2 separate regions of the Homo sapiens genome follow, and region 1 is linked to region 2. A link is a contact called in ENCODE Hi-C or POLR2A ChIA-PET data. All regions are on one chromosome and are shown on one strand. The core of a region is the stretch at or near the end of the contact, and the rest is flanking DNA. Distances in the headings are between cores, read along the strand shown. Region 1 overlaps LEMD3 (LEM domain containing 3). Region 2 holds the start of GNS (glucosamine (N-acetyl)-6-sulfatase).

Region 1 (6,015 bases), core at 1,257-3,756, 430 kb after region 2:
AAGAACCATAGTACAAACACAGGAGTTAAGTAAGTAAAAATATATAAGCATAGTGTATGGGTTTTGATGTTTAAAATGCAAGATTAAATAGGCTATAGTAGTATGTTGGGAAATTTGGGGAAAAAAACAACTTAAAGTGGCAAGTCAAAATTCTGCTAAGACCATATGCTAGCTAGAACAGACATGATATGAATATAAATAAGTTACTTATGCTTTAATTTGCAAGGACTTTTACATATGTTCTTACACAATCAGCTTTACCAATTTATTACAGGGTTGTTGCCATACTTTTATTTTTCCTAATCCTTGTTCTGCAGGAAGGGAGGATACACTGAATGAATAAAAGCAGATAAACTTAAAATCAATGGTTTTGCCATATAAGATCATCTTAGGATTTAAAAGGGTTTTAGAAGCCATTAGCTACTTTAGGCAATATTAGCTACTTTAGCTACTTCAGGGGTTTGAGGGAGATAATGTTTTAGTTGGGCTCTTTTGGTTATAAGGATAGTTTTAAGAAAGTGAGTGTTTACTATGAGGATATGTGTAGACTTCAACTGTAGAGACTTTAACAATTCAATTCAAGGGATTCCAGGTCTGTGCTTGTGTGTGTGCCTCTGTCTCTCAGTACTGTGCTAAGTTTTTCTTGGGTTGTTTCACTTAATTCTTAAAATTGAGGCCTAGGGAGGTTAAGAAACTCATCCAAAGTCAGTAAGTGGCAGAACCAGATTTGAGTGCAGATAATCTGACTCCCACTATGGGATCTTTGTCCCTGTACTGTACTATCTGCACAATTTTGTATTTCATGTATTTGTTTTTTAAATTTCCTTTGGAATTATTCCCACTTCCCCCCTTTAAAAAAAAAAATCTCACATTCTACTAGACTAGGAGTTCTTAAACAGTGGTCCATCAATCTTAAGGAAGAGATAAATGGACTCCAGGTAAGCAGTAGCTCCTTGAAATTATATGTACATTTTTGAATATGTATGCATTTTTGCAGGGTGAGGGTTCATAAATTTTATTAAATTCTCAAAAGGATCTCTGTCCTTCAAAGTAGTAAGAGTCACTGTACTATCAGCAGCTCTAGGGAAGGTTCTGAGTTCTTATCTTTGTATTCCCTAGCACCTGGTTTTTGGTTACTCAATAAATATTTGTTGAACAGACCTTAACAAATAGAGATGGTATGTAGGAAAATAAGTTTGAATTTAGTCCTAATCTGGAATTTGAAGATGCTTTCACTGTTTATTTAAAATGGTGTTAAGGATCAATCTTACTGACTTGGTCCAGAAAACTGTTTTCTGGCAGATTCAAATTTTATGAATCAAGTTTTTTGAAGTTAGGTTTTTGAAATCAGAGAATAAAGCAAAATTCAGCATTTAGAGTCTACAGTAGGGTGTCTAAAAAAGGCCAGTTTTTTTTCCCCCTCCAGTATAGTATAAAGACTCTTTTAATATTGGATAAAGGATTAGGGAACATTATACATTTTAAACATTAAAATCATACTGCAGGGTTGAAGTACACTATATAAGCTACATGGAAACTGAGAGCAGCTGAAGGCGGGGAGAGATAGCCTAGTAAACTTTAGGCAGAATAAATTAAACAGTTTATTTGAGCAAAGGATGATTTATGAATTGGGCAATACTTAGAACCGGAAGGGATCCAGAGAACTCCTCTCCAAAGCAGTGATGGGCAGTGAGCTTTTATAGGCTGAATGTGGAAGTAAGACAAAACATAAGTGGAAAGGCCCTAGTTAGAAGTTAGTTGGTGGTTTCTGATTGGGTATGCTTAAGTTTTGTTTTACTGTTTACACGGGATTGGGTTTTGGTTTGCTTACAGAGGAGTTCTGTTCACAGAGAAAATCTTCAGGCTAATGGCTTCCTCCTTACTTGCTTTAACAATTTTCTCCTTTTGTCAGCCTCTCCATCTTGAGTGCTTGACTAAAACTTTGAGCATTGTTGACACTTTCTGTCACCATTATAGTGACTTACTTGGTCTCAGTATGGAATACAAAAGTCATGATGTCAGGCTCATGGAAGAAGTATTCCTTTCTTGTTCATCTTATTTTTGTTGCTCTAATTGCAGTGAGACCATTTGGCATATTGCTGATGGCTGCAAACATTCATTTAAGACACTAGAAAGAATACAGTGCACCAGGGAGATGACAATGGGCACTATCAGGAGGATAATAGTAGTTCTTTCTTACCCACAGGCAGTATGTTTCAAGACTCCCATTACTCCTGCAGTGGATGCCTGAAAATGGATACTATCAAACCCTATATATACTATGTTTTTCCTGTAATACATACTTATGATAAAGTTTAATTTATAAATTAGGCACAGTTAAGAGATTAAAACAATAACCCAATGATAGAATTGTAGCAATATACTAATAAAAGTTATGCGAATATGGTCTCTCTCAAAATATCTTATTTACTGTACTCATCTATTTTTGGTCCATGGTTGACCAGGGGTAACTGAAACTGCAGAAAGTGAAACTGCCATAAGGAGGGAGGAGGGACTACTGTCATCAAAGGACTGGTGTATGCTCTTTAGCCAAGGCCTCCATGAACAGAACCAAGTAAAATAAAAAGGTTGATGGCTAGAACAAACCATAAACTCACTCTCTGTGTCCGGAGGGCAGTTGGTCAAGGTTTCTAGATTTGAGCTCAAAGCATATTTCCCTGGTTTGCAGTTTGAATGTTTCTGGTTATGGCAATGGGCATTTTGGTGAACTCCCTGAGTGGCCCATTCATCAGCAGGGATGAGTGTTGCCCAGTACCCGCCTGTAGGGCGTCAGAAACCAAGCAGTTTATAGATACAATGTCAAGGACAATGAACAGGACTAGAATCTGATATGCACAAGGGTGCCCTGTAGTTTTCTACTGAAACATAATTTTTCTCTCTACAGCTGCTCCCATTTCTATCAAAGATAATCACAATAAGACTAATTTGTTTGCAAAATAGGTCTAGTCTCATTAAACTTGGCTTGATAGTTCACATACGTGCAGCGAGAGTAGTGATGGACCATATAGGCTCTCTTTAAATCTGCTTTGCTGGAATTTTTAAAGGCATCTCAGATTAGACTTTTAAAAGCCTCTCTAGGCTATGAAGCCATGCTGAAGACTTACCAGTAGACTTTGCCCGTAATACCTATAGATTTGGATGAATTCCTCTCTTCTCAAGGTCCTCAAAATATTTTTAAAGTTACTGGGCCTGCCTTACTCAACTCTTAAGGCCAGGAAACCCTTAAAGCCTCGTACCACACTAGTTTTTTCCAAGGGGCTTTCATGGCTTCATAAAGTAAACCTTAGTTCTTTAAAACTGGCCATATCCAGCTCTATGTACATTTTCAAATATGACTTTCCGGTCAAAAGCCTTGGTATTATAACCAGTGTTTCCAGTTATAACTTGTTACAAAGAGAACAGATTTTTATTGAACTTATGCAAGTAACTTACTGCAAACCAAAAATAAAATTCGAAGGCCCCCTGCAACCATCTGAATGGACTTCCTCCTTGGCTAGGGCACCCTAACATTTAACCTGAAAGACTGCTTCAGGCCATGATGGGAAGTGGGGGTTGAACATGCCTCATTTATGTTGGGGTTGGACACGTCTCATTTATACCTCTCTAGTATTAATGTCAACACAGACCCTAGGTCTGATAGGAAACATATACAGTCTATTCTCTCTAAAGCTTGCTACTTGGAGGCTTCATCTGCATGATAAAAACCTAGGTCTCTGCAACCCCTTCCTTTCTATACATCATAACTCTTTCAACCAATTGCCAATCAGAATATGTTTAAACCTACCTATGACCTGGAAGCCCCTGCTTTGAGTTTTCCCCATCTTCCAGATCGAACCAGTGTAAATCTTACATGTTTCGATTGATGTATTATGTCTCCCTAAAATGTATAAAAGCAAGCTGTACCCCAAACACCATAGGCACATGTTGACAGGACCTCCTGAGGCTGTGTCATGGGTGGGTCCTTAACCTTGGCGAAATAAACTTTCAAAATTGATTGAGACTTGTCTCAGTTACTTTTTGGTCTACATTGTATTGCCATAAAAATAGAAATACTTGGTTACGGTTTCTGAATTCTGGAGGGATCAGATAGTTGAGAAAAGGTGTTTCATCTTCATTCACAAAGGTATAGTTTACCAAATTGTTGAAAGTTGTAGAGATAGCTTAAGAGAAAAGAAAAAAGTTTCCTTAAATCTGCAAAGCACAACATTGCAGAATCAGCAGTGTTTTAAACAAAAAGGCCATAAAAATAACCTATAATTTTTCTTCATCAGTCGTTCAGTCTCATGTAATTCCTGTTCTGCTTGATGTCAGTTTAACAATTTTATGAACCAGTTTCTTTAATAGTGTTGTGGAAACTCTTAGCCAGAGCAATGGTATAATCTTAAAGTTATAAGAAACCTGTACTTGTTCAGAGTCTCTTCCATGAATCTCCTTGAAGACGAAACACTTTAGGATTATAGTTGCTTGCAAAAGCTTTCAGGAAAGCATCAGAGTAAAAATTATCTCTGGATGACAGGACTTAAAATGGCTATGATAAGAATTTATTATGCAATCGACAAGGAAATTTTATTTTTTGTGACATCAGTATTTTAACATAAAAATCAAAATTATGACTGGTAACATCATAACAGGACATATCAGATTTGTAGGAATTTCATACCATTTCTAGAACACTCAGTAACATACCCAGGCAAATATAACTCAAGGAAAGTTAAACATCATTGCTTATTTGACAGTGCTTACCGTGTAAATTTAACATACTGAATAAGGTAGTTTAACATCTCTCTTTTTATGAGGAGAGAGAACAGATTCTTTTGAGATATTCTAGGAATCCCCTGGAAACTACCGAAGTTAGTTCAAGGTGAGAAAGACCTAATGGAGGCTGGGCATGGTGGCTCATACCTGTAATCCCAGCATTTTGGGAGGCCAAGGCAGGCAGATGTTTGCTGAGGCAGGAAGCAGCCTGACCAACATGGTGAAACCCTGTCTCTACTAAATTAAAAAATTAGCTGGACGTGGTGGTGCATGCCTGTGGTCCCGGTTACTCAGAAGGCTGAGGCAGGAAAATCGCTCGAACCTGGGAGATGGAGGTTGTAGTGAACCGAAATCGCACCATTGCATTCAAGCCTGGGCAACAGAGCCAGACTCCGTCTCAAAAAAAAAAAAAAAAAAAAAAAGACGGAATAATGGAATAGAATTTTGGGAAAGTTTGTCAAAAATATCAGAGGTTTAAAAATACTTGATTAAAGTAGATCACAGATCACTTGAAGTAATACCTACTGATTTAACCAGAGTGGTAATTTAGAGACAAATATAGAAAGTTACACAGTTGCTTAAAAAAAAAAAAAAGCACCTTAGCTCTTTTAATATGAAGAATTCGGTTTTCTTAAGCAAAGACCTAATAAAGCAAGAACAGACCAATACTTCAAGAAAAGTTTGTTACCACTGTACTTTTGATATTAAGGGTCATCATTTTTAAAGTAACTTTTAAATATAAAATTCATTCACGTCCTAGCCACCTTGACCATACATAAAATTCCTTTTTCACGGTTGCTTTTCTACATGTCTACAGTTTTCTCATATGCATTCATATGAATGCCCTATAGGGCACGGGTTTTGTCCTATACCTGTATAGGTTTTGCCTGTGTGGGTATAGGTTTTGCCCTATACCCGTCTTCCTTCCCATTGTGCACAACCAGTCATTCTTCTTTAGGATGGAAGTTACTTTTTCCCTTAACAAAAACACATCTTTTATACCTTAATAGCTTTTTTTTTAACCAAAAACATGTCTTACTTTCCTCCATACAGAGTTGTTTACCTTATTATTTCTAGTTTTAATTACCATATAGTAATTGGAATTTGTAAATTTAATTTTTAGAAGCATGTGCTTCTTCATGGTACAGTTTTTCAGTGGGACACAGGACATGATTACTAACAGACCTGAATATCTTTCGTTCTGAAATAAGCCAAAAGTGGATAACTTAAGTTGAGCAC
Region 2 (6,367 bases), core at 3,810-6,309:
AGGCCTCTCAGGAGGTAACTTCAGTACGGAGAGCCATGCGATGAGGAGTCAGTCATGCAAAAATTCAGAAGATGTTTCAGGCTGGGTATATAGCAAGTACAAGGGCTGCCAGAGGAAGGAGAGAGGCACCTGGGAGGAAACAGAGAAGCCAGTGTGGTGATGGAAGCAGCTTAGGGAGGAAAAGGGAGAGTGAGGTAAGATGAGGTCAGAGAGGCAGGCAGGAGTCAGTGATGCAGGGCCACATAGGAATTTAGACTTTAGGCCCGGTGCAGTGGCTCACACCTGTTATCCCAGCACTTTAGAAGGCAGAGGCAGGAGGACTGCTTGAGGCCAGGAGTTTGAGACCAGTCTGGGCAACACAGCAAGACCCTGGCTCTACAAAAAATATAAAAATTAGCTGGGCATGGTAGTGCATGCCCGTAGTCCCAGCTACTTAAGAGGCTGAGGTGGGAGGATTGTTTGTGCCCAGAAGTTCGAGGCTGCAGTGAGCTATGACTGCACCACTGCAATCTAGCCTAGGCAAGAAGAGTGAGAACTTGTCTCCAAAAAAAAAAAAAAGAAGTTTTTATTAACTGCCATCTTTATACTGCTAACTATAGTACAAAAGACAACCATAATCCGTGCTTAATTGAAAAAGTCCCAAACAAGAAACCACACTACTCAAAATGTGTCATGTGTCTCTATGCTAATTAGAATGTAAAATGAATCCTTAAGATCGAAGCAAAGACAGTGGCTGGTCAAGTTAAGGCCATGCAACAGTCTTTAAGCAGCAGCCAACTTCATGCCTTCATGTGGGCAAACATGTTACTCTACTCACCCCAAGCAGAACCCTTTTCATTAAAACCCTAAAGAATCATTTACTTTCCTGGTTCCATGCACAGTTGCTCTGAAACGACAATTCTGATAATTCTGTGGCTAACAATGGAAATTGTTTTGCTTTCAGTGAAGCAATGACATATTTATTCTCACACCTGTAATCCCACCCCTTTGGGAGGCTGAAGTGGGCGGATCACTTGAGGTCAAGAGTTCAAGATCAGCCTGGCCAACATGGTGAAATCCCGTCTCTACTAGAAATACAAAAATTAGCCGGGCGTGGTGGTGGGTGCCTGTAAACCCAGCTACTTGGGAGGCTGAGACAGGGGAATCTCTTGAACTCAGGAGAAGGAGGTTGCAGTGGGCCGAGATCGCGCCACTGCACTCCAGCCTGGGTGACAGAGCAAGACTCCAACTCAAAAAAAAAAAAAAAATTATTCTTCCCCTACCTTTCATCATAGTTTCTTCTTTCACTTGCCTGTGGTTTTGGCCAAATGTCACTTTTCTTAGAGTAAATGATTTTTTTTTTTTTTTTTTGAGATGGAGTCTTGCTCTGTCACCCAGGCTAGAGTGCGGTGGCACAATCTCAGCTCACTGCAACCTCCACCTCCTGGGTTCAAGTGATTCTCCCACCTCAGCCTCCCGAGTAGCTGGGACTACAGGCACGCACCACCATGCCCGGCCAATTTTTGTATTTTAGGGTTTCGCCATGCTGGCCAGGCTGGTCCTGAACTCCTGACCTCGTGATCTGTCCACCTCGGCCTCCCAAAGTGCTAGGATTACAGGCGTGAGCCACCGCGCCCGGCCATGAATTATTTTTAAAAGAGCAGCTTATGCTTCTGTGAAGAACAGTGTGTCCACCACACTATAATGATGTTTAAATAAAATCAAGAAAGTGATAAGAACAGTGTCCTGGCAAAATAAAAAATAAAAACAGAGTCCCACAGATACCTGGAACAAATACAATGAAATGTTAAAGACGATGCTACTATATAAAAGAGCATTTCAAAGATGCCTGAAAAATTCCACTATAAATCTAAATCATGTTGTAAATGCTATATACAATCCTTTGACCTGAGTGAGATTGGTGGGGGTTAACCACTATTTATTTTGCCAACTATGGCAGCAATCTGTAATCTTTTTTAGGTTAGAGCTCTTTCCACAAAAATGAAGATATTATACACAAAGTTTTACATGTAAATTAAGGAGTTCCATGATGTCACTGGCATCCCCGAATGTCACCTGCAGACTCTCTGACCTATGGTGTGATTATGCTGGTGTGGGTATGTGGAATGAAATCTGATTATTATCACAGTATTCTAGAATAGGAGAAAAAGCATGGTGATCTGAGGTCATAAGATACCCAGGCTTTGTCCAATATTAGCTATATGAACTTAGTCATGTCACTTAACCACCTTCCAGTTTTAGTTTCCTTTTAAGATAAGGATACTATGTACAGCAGAGGACTCCTGTGATGACTGAAGCACAAGTATAAAAATCCTCATACTCTGCTCGGCTCCAAGTAAGTTCTCAAATGCTCTTGTCCTAGCTCTTCCCCTTGGAGTCCTGTTTGACAATTAGTGGTAGAATATTCTGAAAAAGCCTAGAAGAGAAGCCAGAATTCTTGAGTTTGGAACATTAAGTTTGACTTATGCCCTCCACTCAATTTTGGTACCTCTCTCCAGTAGAAACACTTATTAAAAAAAAGAATCTGGGCCGAGACAGTGGCTCATGCCTGTAATCCCAGCACTTTGGGAGGCTGAGGTCCAGGAGTTCAAGAGTTCAGGAGTTCAAGAGTTACTTGAGTCCAGGAGTTCAAGACCGACTTGGGCAACATGGAGAAATCCTGTCTTTACAAAATATTTAAAAATTAGCTGGACGTAGTGACATGTGCCTGTAGTTCCAGCTACTAGGGAGACTGAGGCAGGAGGACTGCTTGAGACTAGGAGTTCAAGGCTGCAATGAGCCTTGATTGTACCACTGCACTCCAGCCTGGATGACAGAGCAAGACCCTGACTCAAAAAATCTGCTACTGGCTTAACGAAGCAAATTGGATTAACATACTAAAGAGACCTCAAATACACACAGACTACAGCTGTGGTTTATAAGAATTGAAGAAACAACTCTGAATACCTTATATTTAAGTAATCAATTTTGTTTTCAACACCTAAAAAAGCCTGACCTTTTAACTGAGTACTTAAGTCACTGCTAGAGAAGGCTTGCTTTTTCTGGACAAAACACTCTTCAAGGACACATTTTCTTTTTTTTAATAAAAAAGGAATTTTGTGAGCAGACAAGTAAGTGCAGTAGTTGGAAGAGTAGTGAACCTAAAGTGTAGGAGGAAAATTAAATTAAGACCAATGTCAACATGGCTTGGTAGAAACTAACAGACAATGAAGCATATATGGCAGGAAGAAATGTGTAGTCAAAATGCAAGCCTCTTAAAACATCAGCTATAAAAGACTCTCAAGCTCTTGAGCATCAACCTAAGAAATATATTTTACAACTCGGGAAGAAAGAGAGATAGATAATGATTACCTTTATCAAGTGTAACACACACACTCACACACATGGACCTTTTCTATTCTATTCTATTCCAGAGGAAATAAAAAATGTTGGTAGTTACTCACTAAACTGATTTCATAACTCACTCAAGGGTTGGGACCAGAGGTTTGAAGGACACTGAGCTAGGGTGTGTAACTACACAAGAAAAGTTAGGAACGTCTTGCCTGGAGTATTTCATAGTCTCAGCATTCAGCTGAAAGCAAAAAGAGAACTGAAACGAAGAAAGCAATAAAGCATTTGGTTTTAAAGCGAAGAGAGGAATGCTGAACCCAGGGTCAGAGGACTCTGCCTCAACTACTCATGTCTTGGGCAAGTTGCTTTCTGGGCCTCCATGGGGAAGGGGTTGGAGTGGATGTTTCCAAAGGTCACACATTCCATAATTCTGCAATACACAAGCAAAATTTACTCTGGAAAAAAAATGAAGTCTTGTGACAACACCCATTAGATAGAAAATGAAACACTGACAGTCTCTAATGCAACAGTCAGGTGTTCAATCACACTAATTGAATTTTCTTGATTCTTGTGAGGCAACACACACCCTCAATAGTTCGACGGTCGGCCTACCAGATTAGTTCACTTCAGGCCTTTTTTTTTTTTTTTTTTTTTTTTTTTTTTTGGAGACGGAGTCTCGCTCTGTCGCCAGGCTGGAATGCAGTGGCGCGATCTCGGCTCACTGCAACTGCTGCCTCCCGGGTTCAAGCGATTCTCCTTCCTCAGCCTCCCAAGTAGCTGGGACTACAGCTGCGCGCCACCACGCCCAGCTAGAATTATTGTATTTCTAGTAGAGACGGGGTTTCACCATGTTGGCCAGGATGGTCTCGATCTCTTGACCTTCTGATCCGCCCGCCTCGGCCTCCCAAAGTGCTGGGATTACATGAGTGACACACCGCGCCCGGCCCAGGCTTATTTTTATTGACATCAGATACAGACATTGTATACAGGCACAAACGTGGAGGTGGTCTAGGTCCCTCATAAAGGGGACTGGACTTGTCTGTGATCCTCTAATCCAAAAGAAAAACAATCAGGCCTTGAGTGCTCTTAGACAGCACCTGATCCTCATTGGTTCAACCCATCCTCCACTGGTCTCCACATGTTTATCTTGAGATATTAACGTAAACTCCACAGCAGTACGGTCCAGACTAGAAGCTCTGTGTGCTGTACGCATGTGCCTCAATCCAGAAAGGAAAAGAGTATTGCAGTCCCTTACACCGGCATAAAGGGCCTCAGGTGGGAAAACCAAACCTACCCAAGGATAAGACAGCCAGTTCGGGGAGGAGGGTGGTGGGGACCGGGAAAGAGAGCAACAAACCGGGTAGTCAGCCCAAGAGATAGAGGGGCGGGGCAGAAACAGAAGAGTTACCATGCCGCCGAGCACTTCGTCCTGGTCGTCCGTGAGGAGCAGCACCACGTTGGGCCTCCGGGTTCCCGCAGCCACCCCGAAGACCCCCAGGCAGCCGCCCAGCACCAGCAGTAGCAGCGCTGGGCTGCAGGAGGGCAGGTGGCGGGGGCTGCCCCGCCGGAGCCGACCTGGGGCTAGAGGCAGGAGCCGCATAGCGGACAGGCTCCGGGGTGACCCCGGGACGGGACGGGACGGAGGGACGCACAGGTAGCTGAAGGGCGAGAGGCCGACCAGCCGAAGGAATAAAAAGCCGTGCCTTGAAGGCCGGTGGCTGGAGTCAGACGTTTTCTCCCTAGGCGCGATCACGTGAGCCAGGGACAGGGGGCGGAGCACGCTGCGCGGTCACGTGACGGCCGGCGTGGGCGGGGCTGCGGACTGGCGCAGCCTGGAGGGAGGCATCAGGCAGTGGCGGAAAAGGGGCGGAGAACCGGAGAAAAGGGCGGAGAACCGGAGAAAAGGGCGGAGAACCGGAGAAAAGGGCGGAGAACCGGGAAAAGGGCGGAGAACCGGGAAAAGGTCAAGACCTGTACGTACCTCTCGCGCAGGCTCGGGTTGCGTTCTGGTAGGACGTACGTGTTTCTGAGCGCTTGGTGGAAAGATTTAAATGGGGGGAAGAGAAGATGAAAAGCAGGAAAGAGTTGGCAAATACTAACCAACCGATAAAGGAAGAGAAAGGAGGACTGTACATAACAGAAATTATCATCAGCTGGTGAGGAAAGTGGACTCTACCATATTTAATCCCCAAGTCGACGGGCACTTATTCAAGGCCCGGATGTTTAATCGTTTTTAATTTTCTCTACAACTTGTGAGATAAATCTTAACATTCTCATTTGGCTCAGACATTAAATTCGGAACTGGTTAGCTCTCTTAACTCCAAAGCCTAATTATGTTCTTCTTTCCTCAGCAGACATCGTAGTTTCAAACAATTTAGGGATGTCCTGACAGCTTTATCCTAATGGTTATCCTAATGGTCCTTGGTGACTTTTTAAACACCCTCTTGGAACATGTTGGAGGATGTGCAGATCGAACAAAAATCTTGAAACGTGGTCATCCAACTGCATTATTAAGTAATCTTTAGCGGGGAATAGCCCTTGAAACTAGCTCCAGATATTTCTGTGGTCGCTCTGGAATAATTAGACTTTGCCCCTCTCCTCTCACCGCCCACCGTGGGCGCGGTGGCTCACGCTTGTAATCCCAGCACTTTGGGAGGCGGGTGGATCACCTGAGGTCAGGAGTTTTAGACCAGCCTGGCCAACGTGGGGAAACCCCGTCTCTACTAAAATACAAAAATTAGCTGGGCGTGGTGGCAGGCGCCTGTAATCCCAGCTACTCGGGAGGCTGAGGCATGAGAATCGCTTGAACCCGGGAGGCGGAGCTTGCAGTGAGCCACTGCACTCTGGCCTCAGGGACAGAGCGAGACTCTTGTCTCAAAACAAACAAACAAACAAAAAATCACAGAGATATTCCTGGCAAGGTGAACTGTCAAGTCACATCCCCAGACCGATATAACAAGGTATACCTCCTTGCTGGTAAAAGTATTTTCTCTGAGTTGAACTGTTTGCCAAGAAGAGTCTCTTAAAACTCGTGAAA

What was found. Hi-C counts contacts between places; a loop is a spot of excess contacts on that map. ChIA-PET counts read pairs that join two places held with the same protein, here RNA polymerase II (POLR2A). Pooled maps may share reads with other maps.
Region 1: a loop to region 2 is called in a pooled map, with 3 times the contacts of the local background. The contact joins the enhancer-like site here to the promoter of GNS in region 2. A Hi-C loop is called at or near these places in 3 of 168 maps with a recorded cell type or tissue (B cell and CD8-positive, alpha-beta T cell) and 7 of 50 pooled maps. POLR2A ChIA-PET finds 5 or more read pairs at or near these places in 1 of 52 experiments (A549).

Annotation. Positions count from the first base shown.
Region 1 is chr12:65,186,750-65,192,764 of GRCh38, forward strand. All of the region lies in intron 1 of LEMD3 (LEM domain containing 3), which reads left to right. Among named protein-coding and RNA genes, the nearest start is that of LEMD3, 20 kb to the left of the region's middle. Within about 2 kb of position 2,507, at least 3 of the 41 ENCODE cell types and tissues checked have a DNase peak (open chromatin) inside an H3K27ac peak, as active enhancers do; they include B cell, where a contact is called at or near this core.
Region 2 is chr12:64,754,347-64,760,713 of GRCh38, forward strand. GNS (glucosamine (N-acetyl)-6-sulfatase) reads right to left here and starts at 5,060. Exons shown (of 14, transcript NM_002076.4): 1 at 4,739-5,060. The coding sequence starts at 4,930. It also overlaps a transcript of TBC1D30 not described here. RefSeq lists an enhancer at 3,606-4,486.